Regions from separate parts of the Homo sapiens genome. Here region 1 is linked to region 2. Evidence: chromatin loops called from intact Hi-C (ENCODE). Cell type or tissue: ascending aorta. All regions are shown on one strand.

What was found. Peaks named below come from ENCODE experiments on the same cell type or tissue, not always from the same donor. Only the 100,000 strongest peaks of a DNase experiment are listed, where the experiment ranks them.
Region 1: it touches region 2 in a loop (2.6-fold over the local background); 33 of 110 quality-filtered maps call a loop at or near these places.

What each region holds. Positions count from the first base shown.
Region 1 is chr3:101,225,818-101,233,817 of GRCh38, forward strand. IMPG2 (interphotoreceptor matrix proteoglycan 2) reads right to left here. Exons shown (of 19, transcript NM_016247.4): 15 at 6,964-7,174; 16 at 5,140-5,328; 17 at 3,563-3,773; 18 at 2,980-3,059; 19 at 1-1,164. The coding sequence ends at 1,152. Among named protein-coding and RNA genes, the nearest start is that of IMPG2, 91 kb to the right of the region's middle. In ascending aorta, a CTCF peak has its summit at 4,072 (motif pointing right); no DNase peak of the experiment used is centred here.
Region 2 is chr3:101,370,002-101,378,001 of GRCh38, forward strand. SENP7 (SUMO specific peptidase 7) reads right to left here. Exons shown (of 24, transcript NM_020654.5): 7 at 2,007-2,125. Among named protein-coding and RNA genes, the nearest start is that of IMPG2, 53 kb to the left of the region's middle. In ascending aorta, no CTCF peak of the experiment used is centred here; no DNase peak of the experiment used is centred here; H3K27ac peaks cover 2,736 bases.

The DNA.
Region 1 (8,000 bases), 140 kb before region 2:
GGGGAAAGAGGAAAATTTCCATTTTCTGTCAAAATTTATATAAGGTATGGACTTCCTATCTGTTCAGTTTTTAAAATATTTTAATTGTAATAAAAGCTTTGCCCTGTTTTGTATAAGCAGGAGTTAATTTAGACAGGAGGTATTACACAAAGGAGAAGCAATGAAAATGAGCTCATCTATATTATGTGAGGTAGTTAAGTGCTGTTTTCCAAATTAATACACCAGGAACTAGAGGAGAGACAGGATTTGCCCAAGACATCTTTAGATTTCAGAAGCAATCAGGGAACCTCAGTCCAGCAATCAAGAAACAAAATATATTCTCAGCACTGGGGTCTTGACCCGACACTCACTCCCTCCCTGCCCATGTGATTAAATTTGTCTTTAGATTAATGGGAATCTTCTAAACTTTATATATATATATATATATATATATATATATATATATATATATATATATATATATGCATTCATCCTGAAAACTAAGAAAAAAAGGATATTAACATAGTTAACATAACAATAACATGGTCTTGATTAATATGCTCAGGAAATGCAAGACACTGATAGAAGCATAAAAATACAACCCGAATTCTATCCTGCAGCAAAAAAGTTTGCTTTTTCTTTAGCAGTTTGATCAAAAAAAAGAAAGAATTTTATTTAGATGAATGCCTGATTATAAACTATCCATTAAGACTATTTCAAAGGTTTCCCCTTCTACCCAACAATAACAAATATGCTCCAAAATATTCCCTTACTAAGCCAGACTTCTCCATGGAAGAGTCTCACCTTATTTTCCTATTGAAAAACCCGAGGCACAGTTCTTAGGAGACACCCCCAGTGATTCAGAAGCAGACAGCAACTGCAGCCCTAAATCCTAGGTCCAGCTTTTTCTTATAGAATACTTTCCAGAGTTTACGTAGTTTTCAATTTATTTAAACACAGCATTCAGTCTTTATAGAAATAAAAATGGTAACATCTCTTACTACATTCTGAAAACTTAAGCTGAAAAAAAAACAGTGTGCCCTATATTTAATTTTTTCATAGAAAACTCTTCTTCCAACAGTGTTTAAAATCCAGGTTAATTATATGACATAAGTAACAAGTAATCTCCATCTTCTCCAGGCTTCTAATCAGTTTCAGAACAGGAGTTTTGGTTAAACCTCTTCCCTGCCATGAAAACACAAAGAGCAATTCAGTAAAAAAAAAGCAAGAATGTAATAAAATGCAATTACTGTCATACATCACTAAGCTATACTCCTAAAATCATGAATACTTTCTATTTTTTTCTTTATTTGAAGGAAAGTTGTTCTGTTCTGTGCTAAAAATTTTTTTAATCCACTCTACAAAGATCATGTGATGCTTTAATCCTGAATCAACTCCATTAACATTTTTTCGGCTACCTGATAGATGAAAACTCTGAAACTAAGTGAAAACTGAAAATGCTGTTTGGATTACATGCCTGACATCTTTCCAATGTCTTATTCCTTCTGTGAACCTCCTAAGGTTACAGAGCCTGTGTATACTTTCTTTTGTCTCACAGGGTCTTCTAGTTCAAATCTTCTTTGTTTCATAGACTCTGTGTGTGTATTTTAATGTTAGACAGTGCACCAGAAGAAACAGAAACATGTAGTCAATCTGCCTATTCCTATAAGGCTCTCCTGAATCCTTCCTTTGCATGTCTTAGCCTAGAAAAGATGCATTTTTAATTCAGTGAACACATTCAGGCAGGTAGCTTTGAGAGGCTTCTAAAGGGTTGAAACATTCCTGTTATTTCTATTGGATACTACTGAAATGGAGCCGTGGGTCATCTGCTGGCTGAAGATGCAGAGATGAATGGATTCTCTGGTTTAAAAGGCAGACGCCTGGTGATATTGCTCTGGCTGCATTCAGCAAGACTGGCAGCACCTCCTAGGAGCCAAGTCAGATGTTCAGAGATTTTTAGAGTTATCTCTACCATGCACATGGAATTAGAAAAGCACCTTTCTCAGTTTCCTCAGTTATCAGTTTGTCCCTTCTCTTACAGAGGAACCACGAGCAAAGGAGCCACCTATCAGAGAAAAAGAATTTTGAGTAAAGGGGCAGGTGTTCCACTCAGGGCCATGGGTGTTATTGTGACCCTTCATTAATTTCTCTTATAAGCATGCATGAATTGCTCTGATTTTTCTCTTCTAAAAGCCAAGCCAGAAGATACTTATCTGGCCCTCCACGAACAAACACTTCCACGAAGGCAACAGTAGGACCAAATATCAATACCAAACTGTAATCCTACCCAATACACTCAGCTAACGCCCATTATGGCCTCTTTTCAAGATAGTTTATTTTGTAACCTATGTCTAGTTATGGATTGTGGGAACAAAGAAAAAAAGTACAGACATTTGCCCAAAATGCATCCTGAGAAAAGCAAATGGGAAAATTAAGATAAACTTGATAGAGGCAAGAGATACAGTTTAATGAGATTTGTAATTCAAAGCATACTGAAAAGTATCTACAGAGATAGAATTGAAAGAATATGTTGAAATATGTGAGGACTTATGGCTACTCAAATGTTCTTCAAAGGAACTATCTATGAAAAATATTTTATGGCATCAGATCAATCAGATCACTAGTGAGATCTATGACAACAAGAGAGAAAATATGAAAAGACTATGTGTAGTCCAGGCGTCTCTAGTCCAAAACAGACAGTATCTTAGTTTTAAATCTTCTCTGCCACTGGCTATCACTGTCATCTTAAGTAAGTCCCTTCATGTCTCCAAGATTTCCTTTCCTCAAATAAGAAACACTCAATTTACAAAGCCCTTATAAGGAAGAAATGAGATAATCTGCCTGGACATGCATAAACTTTGAAGAACTCAACAAATGTTGGTTATCACGGAGACTCCTGTCACATGGACAGGAAATTATGTGCTCACTCAGGTGTGACATTACTCTAGAGTAAACTGTTAAGTCTGTAGGTCGGGGTGGGGGGCTGTTTCAAAAGCTTACACTTGTTGCTCTCTCACAAAAGCTGCAAACTCAGGATCATTGGCATACAGTTCCAAAACTCTCATTCTCTCTTGAATTTCCTTAAACAAAAAAGAAACAATAGGCCACACATTGCATTAGAAAAACCTCAACAGCCTTTTAAAAGGGGTTCTAATTTTCATAAGGAATTGTTACATTCTGGGCTATTCAGAAGTATGCTATAAGAAAGAAGTGCAGGAGTGTGCACTTTCAGAGAAATGGAAGGATCTACATACACTACTCTGGATATTACATGTCCTGCTCTAAATCAGACATATTTCTAAGGAAGAAAGGGAGGAAGGAGAGAGTACCAGTTAATAACGCAAAAAAAAAAAAAAAGCGCCATTGTGGGGGAAATAAGGTACCGCTTAGAATTTAATACTCTGTGCATATCATAGACTAGGAGATACGAGGTAAAAACCAATTACTAAATATTTTTTACACTTTCTTAAAGTCCATGTGCATGCACACATACACTCATACACACCCCCACCCACCACCCCCTGCTCCCCCACACACACACCAGCAGTAGCTGCGACAGCAACATAAATGCAAAGTTTCCCACCTCTCTGGAAAGCTCACTGCTCTCATACATCTGTCTGATTTCTTCTCTGCTCAGCCCACCAATCACGTCTCCGCTAGCAGAGCTGTAGAAGGGATGCTGAGGATAGGGTCCCTCATACTTCTCACATCCAGCCCTGTGACTTTCATACACGGGGTTGTACTTCACAGCATTCTCAATAGATGAGAGGCTGTCAGGCTGCCTGCTGGAGCCACTAAAAGAAAGATATGATGGATTCAGGCTCTTGTTTGGATGCTCAACTATGTGGAAGACTATTTACCTGGGACAATATTTCTGTTGAAGAAAAACAGGTGCACTTTACACAAATGGTGGGACATAACTGTGAAAAACATCTAGATCAACCTCAAAAATTATTTGTCAGGTGTTATCATTATGATTTCCTCACACCCATGGCAAGTGCCCTGTGGACTTGTTCCATGTCTCATTCATCTTATTTGCCATGGCGCCTGGCATTCATAAATGTTGGAAACTATGTCTGCCAGTAGATGGTGCTTCATAAACTGTAGCTTCATCATTCCCAGAGTTATACACATTGAAAATCAGTGTGTAGCCACGCAGCAAATCTGACTGAAATATAAATATTACGGTCTAGGGGAAGCAGAGCCTCAATTAAATTCAACTCAGGTCTACACATATTTACCGAGCATTGATCATGTGCATAGGACTGTTCTACACACTGCTGACACAAATAATCTTTTATCTCTGCCCTGGATGAGGTTACAGTCTAATGAAAAGTCAGACACAATAAGAATATAATAACAATGACGGAGGTATGTCCCAGGTGCTCCAGGACTTAGCCAAGTTGATGGTGAGAGAAGTAAACTAGACCTCAAGTTGTAGCTCTTACAGACTTCAGACGCACAGAAGCAAAGTACAATATGTGATTATGATCCTTGCATCCTGAGTCTAGCAAATGGACCAGGTTTTATTTCCCCATCAATGAAGCAACACCTAACTAAACAGAGAATGAGATTTCATTTATTGACAGACCCTTACCTAGATTTAAATTCTGGCTTATTACCACTAGCTTGAGCCAAAGAGGAGCAAGTTGTAACAGATCTGGTCCTCCCTGAAGGGAAATTCACCTCTTCTATCTCATCTCCAACATTGCTTCTCCAAATTCTTTCTGGCCATGAAATAGGCATTCTGGTCACACTCAACCATGCCTTTCCTTCGATGAGCCTTGAAGTTCACGCATGCCTCCCTGACTTTGCTCATGCTCATTCAACCAGCTAGAAAGCATCCCAGCCCAAACATAGCAAATGTCTACTCTTTCTCTCCAGCAAATTACCACAGCCATCATTAAAACTTTTAAGACTCTTTCCCCAGGCAAAACTTATTTGTACCTCATCAAGGCTCCTTAGCATCTTATTCTTAGTGCTACTTCTGTTTTTCTTCAATTTGACACCCCTTTGAGGACAAGGACCATGTGTTTATTCAAATTCATAGCTCTCTTCCACCCAGCCAGCTCCTTGTCCAATATTTGGCACCTGGTAAGTACTAAATAAATGTGTAAATGGAACATTGTATTCCATTAGAGAGCTCTTTTCCTTATTTACCTGAAGGGACTCTCTCTTTCACTCCTGTCATGGTGTGCTTGGAGAGTCCTGATGAAGAAGTAGATGATAGCAGAAAAGATGACAAGAAGTCCAACCACGGAGGCAATAGTGATGCCTATGATCACGGGCTCAGACACAAATTCCTCACAGTGCTTGCCTCGGTACCACCAGTTCTCACCCACCCGGCACCTGCAACCAACAGTCACCAAGTCCGATATCTGAATCACTCTGCTCACACTGACAATTAACAGCAGAACCTTCTGAGGGACTAGAGGAAAGTAGAGAAATAAATGCTGACCACGTGAAGCTTCATAAAGAGTTGAATAGACAGATTAAAAGATCATACAATTTAAGGCAGTGAATAAAGCCCAGCACAGACCTAGTAGGTCCTCAATGACTGTTTGAAAGAAAACTGAATAAAAAGCTAAATAGGTTTAAGGAAATTATTCTACTTAACATCCTTATTTATAGATAACCAAAAAACAAGCCTAGGAAGGAAAGTGACTGGCATTAGGCCATACAATTAGTCTGCTGCAGAACTGGGCCTAGAACCCAGGCCTCCAGACGCCCCATGTCCTTTCAGTATGCTAAAGATATCCTTCAAACCCTAAGGCCACAGGGAAAGGAAATCACTGCTTTTCTAGGTAATATTAATTTCTCTGGACATGAAGGGACTGTTTTTCTCCTTATAAACTTTATCCTTCTTCATATAGAAGAGTCTGGATTATTTCTACTTATTTCCTGTTTCTGGCATCTATGCCAACATTTGCCCATTTTGACCTTGCAGACTGTCCTCTACTTTCTGTTTCTCCTCCTTATTCTCAGCATCCTCTCCTCTTCAACCACGCAGCTTTGGTTGTGTATGGTTGGAAAGTTGATTTGTTTGACTTTGTTTAAGGGGAGTGGGCAGATGACAGTCGGGCTAACTGAATCTGCTCATCTTCTCATTGGTTCTACCTTTAGAAAATGGATCTCAGATGTACTTAAAGAAAAATATTTTTGTCACCACTTTGAAAACTTTAAATACTTTAAAGTTTTTAAATGTTTGTCTTTATTTTTGAATGAATACTAAGTATGAATAAGAGGGGCCCAAAACCTTTAAAAATATAATTCAAGTATAACAATAAAACTCATTTTCACTTTCAGATATAGAGGAACGTGATCTTATGCCTAAACCTCATTTGAACACCAGTTTCCTTACCATCACCATTAAAAACTACAATACAAAGATCTCCATCTGCTCCAAGTAGTCTCAGTAGGATTTTTATTTTTTTTTTATTTATTTTTTATTTTTTTTTGAGACAGAGTTTCAATCTTGTTGCCCAGGCTGGAGTGCAGTGGCACGATCTCAGCTCACTGCAACCTCTGCCTCCCGGGTTCAAGCAATTCTCCTGCCTTAGCCTCACAAGTAGCTGGGATTACAGGTGCCTGCCACCACACCCAGCTAATTTTTGTATTTTTAGTAGAGATGGGGTTTCGCCATGTTGGCCAGGATGGTCTCAATCTCCCGACCTCAGGTGATCCACCCACCTTGGCCTCCCAAAGTGCTGGGATTACAGGCGTGAGCCACTGCACCCAGCCAGTAGGACATATTTAGACAATTTTTTTTTTGCAGTTCCCTAACAGCATAAATTACTGAATTGAAATTCAGGCCTGTTAAACAACTCATCCTCACATGACAGTTAGATGGCTCCCATCTATTGCCTAGATATAACTTCTATAATGCATACTATAATAAGTATCCTAAAATTATAGGTGCAGGCCCCTTTTCTTTAGAGGAAATATCTATAGCCTCTAAAGTCAAAATCTGTAACTACAACATACCTACAAATGGCCCCGTGCCCAGGCATAATGTCACACTTTCCATCATTCAAGCAGAAGTCAGGCTGTAGGTCACAGAGACTCTGACAGGGCCGTTCTTCCACACTCAGGTATCCAGGGAAGCATCTGCACTTTGCTTCTCCACTCCAGGGGTTGACCAGACACTCTGAAAATTCATTACAGGCCTGAAACTTGCAAGGGTTGGCTTCATCACCTAAAACATTAAACAAAGAATAATGCAAGAAAAGGCAAAACACAGAAACTGGGGTATACAAAGCCCTTCATTAAAGTTCTCCCCCAAAGTATATGGGACAACTCCTTTCCAGAACCATTAAAGTACACCATCGCCACCAATACCACACACAAAAACTCTCACTCATCATAGATCAATAAGCTTTTGTCAAATTTTTGTGCAACTCAGAGCCAAATCATAAAACCCTATGACCTATCTAAGCCTTAACATATTTTATCTAGGGAGCATGTAGAAGCTTTAGAAATCCATGCCATGTAATTGCAGATCTAAGTTAAACACAATAGTAATTGTAGATCTAAATTAAATGCAGTTTTCATGGACCATTCATTTCCACCAACCCCAACCTGCTGCAGTTGACCTCCACTCTACATACACTGCTACATGCCTTGCACAACACTGAGAACATGAATGGGGAGAGAGAGCTCAGAAGAGAACTGGTAGGAGCCTCAGGGATGGGTATAGCCCAGTAAGAGCAGCCTAGGAACAGTCAAGATTTGTGAAAATCAATGTTAGGAAAATAAGTCAGCCCTGCACTTCCTGAGGCCATTTCCAACAAAATATTTTTGCCTTCATAACTTAATTTTTCATTGATAGGGTGAGGGAAAATGACTATTTTTAAAAATGAATTAGGATAGTAATCAGTCAAAAAAGATATGACATTGACCATGAATGGGCCTTCCATCCTGCCACAGTTCCCACATGTTCTTCACTGGTCAATGGTAATCTGTGAATGGTAAGTGGGCAAATGGTGACACAGACATTGAAAATAGAGAAAACAGGTGGAAAT
Region 2 (8,000 bases):
ATTTCATTCAGAATTTCCATTAATTTACAGGTTTTTAAAAAATAACTGGTATCAGATGTAGGAGAGTAAACACTGCTTTAATAAAGATTCAATAGCTAATTGTATTAGAAACACTTTCCCTACCAGTAGTGGTACCTTCAGGGATACTGAAAAACTAAAAAATGTTTCTTTTGTCATGTACTCTTCCCTGATGCATGTCTAAAATGCCACTGTGATCTTGAGGTAACACTCCTGGGTACAAATCAGAAAGTATTTTATTCAAGTCAATGTGAGGACTGTTAGTCCTCACATTCTACTGCTTTCCTGGGTAGAGTAGGAATCTTTGTCTTGATAGTACCTGAACTGAGCCCACTTGTACAAATACTTACATTTTTACTTGGTAATCAATACAGTCATCCCTCAGTATCCTCAGGGGATTGGTCCCAGGGACCCAGGATACCAAACTCCATGGATCCATAAGCCCCTAAAGGTATAGTATTTGCATATAACCTATATACATTCTCCTGTATAGTTTAAATAATCTCTAGATTACTTATAATACCCAATACAACATAAATGTTATGTAGTTGTTATATGTATTTTTTATGATTGTATTATTTTTATTGAAGTTTTTTTCAAATATTTTCCATCTTTGCTAGGTTGAATCTACAGATGCAGAACACAAAGATACACAGAGATGATTGTAATTACTTCTAAGAAAAGTACAGTTTATAAGAAAATAAATGTTTTTCATTATACACTGACAGTGACTAATTGGAAGCTTGTCTGAACAAAGTCACAGCACATTCTCCAAAGACTGCCTTTATAAGAGTTTCAGCTGGTTTCTTGTACAAATAAAAGTTATTACTGTAGTTTCATTTTAAATTTTTTTCTATTAAAAAGGCTACTAAAAAGAATCTTTAAATAGCTGTGCTCCAAATGAAGTGTAATGAATTTTTGCACAGCATCATCAAAAGATTTTTTTGTATTGTGAATAACTTATGAAATCACTCAAAAATAAAACAGTGGCCAAGCGCGGTGGCTCTTGCCTATAATCCCAGCATTTTGGGAAGCCGAGGCAGGCAGATCACTGGAGCCCAGGAGTTTGAGACCAGCCTGGGCAACACGGCAAGACCTTGTCTCTGCAAAATACAAAAAATTAGCCAGGCGTGGTGGTGCATGACTATAGTCTCAACTACTCGGGAGGCTGATGTGGGAGGATCACTTGAGCCCAGGAGGTAGATAGAGGCTGAAGTGGGCTGTGATCATGTGTGATCATGCCACTGTACACCAGCCTGGGTGACAGAGTGAGGCCCTGTCTTAAAAAGAAAAAGAGAAAGAGAAAAGCAAGAAAGAAAGCAAGCAACAAAGAGACTTCAACAACATTTGAAGCTATCAATAATCCAACAGACCCCTAAAGGTGTTAGTTTCACAAATAAATAATGTAGTAAAATTGTTTTTCTTCAAGTATCAGTAAAATATTTTTAATTCTTGAAAGAGAGGCAAAAAAGAAAAAGAAGTCGAATCATAAATCCTATATGCAAGGAGGCCTACAAAAAATTTTCACAAGTCTAGGAAGTATTTACCTTCAAATTTGCTAATAGTGGCTTGTTTGGCATCCTCCTGAAGTTGAGAGAAATTCTAATGAATAGAGAATGTATTTCATGGTAGGCAAATAGACAGTGATTAGCTAATAATAAAAACCCAGTTAGCAGTAACATTAATATCCATGGAAACAACACTTAGAAACAGCTAAATGAACATAACTTCATAGCTATATCCAAGTCTCCCCAAAGAAGAAAAAAATATATTAAAATTTAACTTTTGGGATTAGTAAATAAATCTAGAAATGAGTACTACGCTACATAAAGAGTAGGTTTAGCAATTTTATTTGTGTTGCCAAATAATCTCCCTTTACTTTCACATATCCTTTCAAAGTAAAATAAAATAATTTATTTATAACAAAAATTATTATTAATACAATAAGAAAAAATTCAAATTCCAACAGTTTTCTAAGGTTCACAAACCTTCAGGCTGAGTATCAGATATTAAAAGAGAAATGCCATCATCCTTTCTTCGTTTTTCTTTATTGTGCGCAGTCTGCTTTGCAGAATTGTCATCTACTGTCTTACTTCGTTGTGAGCCCCTGCAAAAGAGAACTGTATTATACTCAATTCTAATAAAGCCCAAATGAATTTAGAAGCCAACTAGCATGTATTTAAAAATCCAACACATTACAAACACAGTCCCACATGGCAGACTATAAGATCTGGGTAGTAAAAAAAATATTGAACTCAGATTTAAGAAATAAGTTATCCTCCCTTTTCTACCTTTAAATTCCCCATGTGTGTTTAGGGGGAAAAAAAATGAGATATCAACATTGGAGGATTGTGTACATGCAAAATGAGCAAAAGAGTAATACTATACAAGTATTAAATTAGGTTTAAAAAGTAAAATTCCAAGGACACAAGTACCTCAATAATTAAACCTATGTATAGGCAAACAATTATAAGCCAAAGCTGAATGTTAATATATTTCAAGCGTGGTTCATATACCAAAAGTATGGTAACAAATTTTCAGTAGTATGTGGTAATAAATTTTACCTACAGAGAAAATAATTTAAAGTCTAAGGTACTGGTAAAATAACAAATTTTGGAATGATAGTCACAATGTTACTACTAAGGAAAATTTAGAAATATAAAACATACTATAATGTATAAGTGCATACATATGAAACAAAATATAAAAACTTAGACTGGAAGGATTCAAGCCTATTTGGGTAGTAGATAACTCTAAAGAGGGAGAGTATTAGAATCAGGGAATATAAAATAAATAAGTTTTCAACTTTCTATAATACTTCTTTAAAAACAAATTTAAATCTGAAAAAATAGGAATTATATTGGTTAAATCTGAGTGATATGTATTGGCATATTATTCTCTATACTTATGTACATATTTGAAGTATTTCATAATTTTAAAATATATAAATTATTTACAACTAAGGCAACTAGTATAAGTCAAAAACAAGGACTATAAAGACCAATTACACGTAATGCTTCCTTGTTTTGAGAGAATTATTTGGAAGGCTAAAAATGACTTATAAATTAAAAAAAGCTACAGTATCCAAACATCACCAGTGTAGTGTCATAGTTAAAGAAAGGGTTATTGCTGCTATTACACTGCTCATTTTCATATTTACTTTGGTAAAATTTTCTTTATTTTCAGATTGGAAATTAAAAGGCCAAAATAATCAAAATCGTAAGGGTGAGCCAATTTCACTTGCAAAGAGGTTCTGACTGAGTCAAATCATTCCACTCCTCAACCCTCAAGAATCATTCTTGAAGAATAAGGGCATCTAAGCAAATTTATACCATAGAGTTTTGTTTACTGAAAATGAAAACCAAAAGAGAAGTCAAAAAAAATTTGTCCTCCCTGAAAGAATTATCACTACAGGCACTATAAACAAAAATAAAATGTGACCTAAAAGACGATCTAAAAAGATGCTTAGGTACTTATGTTTCCCCTGATATAAGAAGCAAACAGTGTAATAGTCCTTGTTTTTCTAGCACAATGAACACTGAAAAACAAAATAAGATTTCACATGTAAATCACATTAAAAGTTATATGGTTGTAGAAAAAAGACTTTATAACAGAGGATTTTCTTGACTAAACGCTAAGCATTAAGTAGTTGGCATGAAACCAAAAATAAAAATGAGTATTTTCAAAAGGTAATGTCATATGATTCAAATGCACAACAGTGAAGCCAAACACATCTGTAATATAATCTCAATCCAAATAACAGTTTTTTGCAGAATATGACAATCTGGTTCTAAACTGTACATGGTGGAAAGTCACGTGTTTAAAGATAAGGACAGCAATGTTCAAACACTGTTAGCTTCCATCCTCTTATAAGAAAAGGAAATGAATGGACTGGAAACACCCAAGTTCCTGAACAAGAAATATAAATATTCACATTATTCAAGTTAACAAGTAAATGTAATAAAAGCTCAAAATAAATATTTTCCAATGCAACAAAATTCTAAGAATTTTTTTAAATAGCCAAGCAAATATACTTTAAAATTATAAAAATGTATTAAAATAGCGTGGTACTAGAATAAAGAGAGACATATCGACCATAGAAATAGAAAACAGAACCCAGGAACAAACTTTCAAATATATGCTCAAAAGATTTTTGACAAGGATGCTGAAACCATTCAATAGGGAAGGGACAGTCTTTTCAATAAAGGGTGCTGTGAACATAGGATAGTCATATGCAAAAGGAAGAAGTTGGACAGTTATCTAACACCATCTACAAAAATTAACTCAAAGTGGATCAAACACCTAAATATAAGGCAGAAAACTATAAAACTCTTAGAAGAATGCATAGGGGAAATCTTTATGACATTAGATTTGGCAGTGATTTCTTTGATATAACAACAAAAACACAGTCAACAACAAAGATAAATTGGAGTTCATTAAAATTGAAAACTTATGGCTGGGCATGGTAGTTGACGCCTGTAATCCCAGCTACTCGAGAGGCTGAGGAGTGAGGATTGCTTGAGGCCAGGAGTTCAAGAACAGCCTGGGGAACATAATTCATTATGGGGTTTCACCCCACCCACACACACACACACACAAAATTTAATAATTAGCTGGGCATGATGGTATGCCCCTGTAGTCTTAGCTACTCAGGAAGCTGAGGGGAGAATCACTTGATCCCAGGAGTTCAAGGTGGCAGCTACAATTGTGCCACTGCACTCCAGCCTGGGCAATAGAATGAGGCTCTGTCTCAAAAAAAAAAAAAAAAAATCAAAAATTTTTGTTTATCAAAGGACACTAGTGAAAAGACAACCCACAGAATGGGAGAAAATATCTCCCACCCACATATATATTAAAGGATTAATACTGATAATAATAAAGACCTCCTACAGCTCAACAACAAAAAATAAATAACAATTAAAAAATGGGCAAAGTATTTGAAGAGATGTTTCTCCAAAGACATACAAATGGCCAATTAGCATGAAAAGATGTTCAACGTCACTAATCACTAAGGAAATGCAAGCCCAAACAACAATATACCATTTCACACAGATTAGGACAGAGTAATTTAAAAAAAAATTTTTTTTTCATTAAAAAAAGTTAAACATTGGCAAAAATGTAGAAAAATTGGAACCTCTGTACATTGTTGGTGGGAATGTTCAACAGTGCAGTCACTGTGGAATGGTTTGGTGGTTCCTCAAAAAGCTAAATAGAGAACTGCGATATAAGAAGCTAAACACAGGCCGAGCACAGTGGCTCACGCCTGTAATCCCAGCACTTTGGGAGGCTGAGGCGGGCGGATCACCTGAGGTCGAGAGTTCAAGACCAGCCTTTCCAACATGGAGAAACTCCGTCTCTACTACTAATACAAAAATTAGCCAGGCGTGGTGGCGCACGCCTGTAATCCCAGCTACTCAGAGGCTGAGGCATGAGAATCGCTTGAACCCGGGAGGCGGAGATTGCGGTGAGCCAAGATCATGCCATTGCACTCCAGCGTGGGCAACAAGAGCGAAATTCCATCTCCAAAAAAAAAAAAAAAAAAAAAAAAAGAAGCTAAACACATAATCACAAAGTTACCAAGCAATCCCACTCCTAGGTATATACCCAAAGGAATTGAAAGCAGGTACATGAACAGATTCTTGTACTCCACTGTTCACTGTGGCACACTATTCACAATAGCCAAAAGGTGAAAACAACCTTAGGGTCCATCAAGAAATGAAAAGAAAAACAAAATGTGGTATATTCATACAATAAAATATTATTGGGCCATAAAAAGGAATGAACTTGTGATAAGTGCTACATGAATGAACTTTGAACACATTATGCTAAGTAAACTCAGCCAAACACAAAAGGACAAATATTGTGTGATTCCACTTAAAGAGGTAACTAAAATAGACAAATTCACAGAGACAGAAAGTAGATTAGAGGCTACTAGGGGATTAGGAGAGGGGAGAATGGGGAATTATTATTTAATGGTAACACAGTTTCTGCTTGAGATGAAAAAGTTGTGATAATGGTTGCACAACAATATGGATGAACTTTGAGGACATTATGCTAAGAAAAAATAAGCCACTAACTAAAAGACAAATACTGATATTCCATTCATATGATGACATATTTAGAATAGTCAAATTCATACAGGCAGAAAGTAGAATGGTGATTGCCAGGGACTGGAAGAAGGGAAAAATAGGGAGTTAGAGTTTAATAGATACAGAGTTTCAGTTTGGGAAGATGGAAAAAGTCCTGGAAAAGAATGGTGGTGATGGCTGCACAAATATGTGACTGTACTTAATGGCAGTGAACTGTACACTTAAAAATGGTTAAAATGGCAATTTTTAGGTTACTGATATTCTATTACAATCTTTAAAATACAAAAAAGGTATTAAAATATACAATAAATGAAGGGAATAGGAGAACTAGTTCTACTAATTTCATAATAAAACATAATACAGAGTAACATCAACAAGTAAAGTATAGTATTACAGACTAGTATATAAGAAATGGCTGGCAAACAGCAAAAAACCAAACACCGCATGTTCTCACTCATAGGTGGGAATTGAACAATGAGAACACATGGACACAGGAAGGGGAATATCACACTCTGGGGACTGTTGTGGGGTGGGGGGAGCGGGGAGGGATAGCATTAGGAGATACACCTAATGTTAAATGACGAGTTAATGGGTGCAGCACACCAACATGGCACATGTATACATATGTAACAAACCTGCACGTTGTGCACATGTACCCTAAAACTTAAAGTATAATTTAAAAAAATGCAAAAAGAAAAAAAAACAGAAGAATTTGAAACAAAGCTGGGAAACAAAGCTTTCAAATTCAGTTGTAGTGGACTAACTGGGTAACAACAGAGAAAAAAAAGAATTCAGAACTACATCCAATACTCTAAGGTAAAATGAACTATCATATGCTAATGACTAAAAGTTGTAAGATTTTTTTTAAACAACCATCAGAAGAAAAACACTATATTTATTAGCCTTGTGGAAGAAGAATTTCTTGAGAATGGAAGTAAAGAAATTATAGAGAAAAATATGATCGGATTCAACCACATACATGGTAAACTTTTAATAAATGATAAACTAAGAGCATCAAAATAAAAAAGAGAAATTAAACCCAAAACTGCATCAAACGAAGTGCAATACACAGGAGTTCCCAGTCCAACATGAAAGGAGCTTGGAAGTTATCTATCCTAACGGGTAAAACTGAAAAATCAACAACTCTTCCTGGACGTGACAGAAAAGTGAAGTCACAGGATGAATGGCTGCCCCCAAAATGGGAGAAAGACAGCCAGGTGAATACAGAGAATCGCAACTTACTAAAGCAAAAACCCACAAGCAGAAACAGTCCCAGTAACTACTATTGGAGTATGAAGACCTAAACTGCAATTGACAAATTGCTGAGGGTTCAGTGTACATAAGTCTAAGAGTTAAAAATCCCAGAGGACTTAGTCATAAAGGGGGTCGCACACTTTTGTGAGTTTTATCTCCAGGAGTTCAACCAGGTTCTCACAGTGAATATCAGAAAAATCCCCTCATGGTTCAGCAGAGGAAGGAAAACATTTTCAAATATATCAGAGCATTCTGTTCTTAACAAGGCCTGCCCTCAAGAAAAACTATTTCACCAGAGCCTAAACTATGAGTTATTTTTTAGAGCCTAATCAAGCAGGGGAAATAAAAAATACCCAACTCTAGCTCCGTCTAGCATTCTGTGTGAGGAAAAGCAAGGAAAATACACAATTCCAAGACCATCTAGCTTTCCATGTGGGAGAAGGGAAATATCTAACTTCATTATATTCCAGGTATGCTGTTGCACCAAAGCATTCAGAAGAGAATGAGAAGCACTTGTAAAGTTAACAGGCCAAGGACAAAGGCTCATTAACGCCTGAGGTTGCAATTTTTTGAATTTTTGCAATCACAGCTTGGTGATAACCTTTAGCAGTAGGATATAAATAACTTCCACATGCCTAG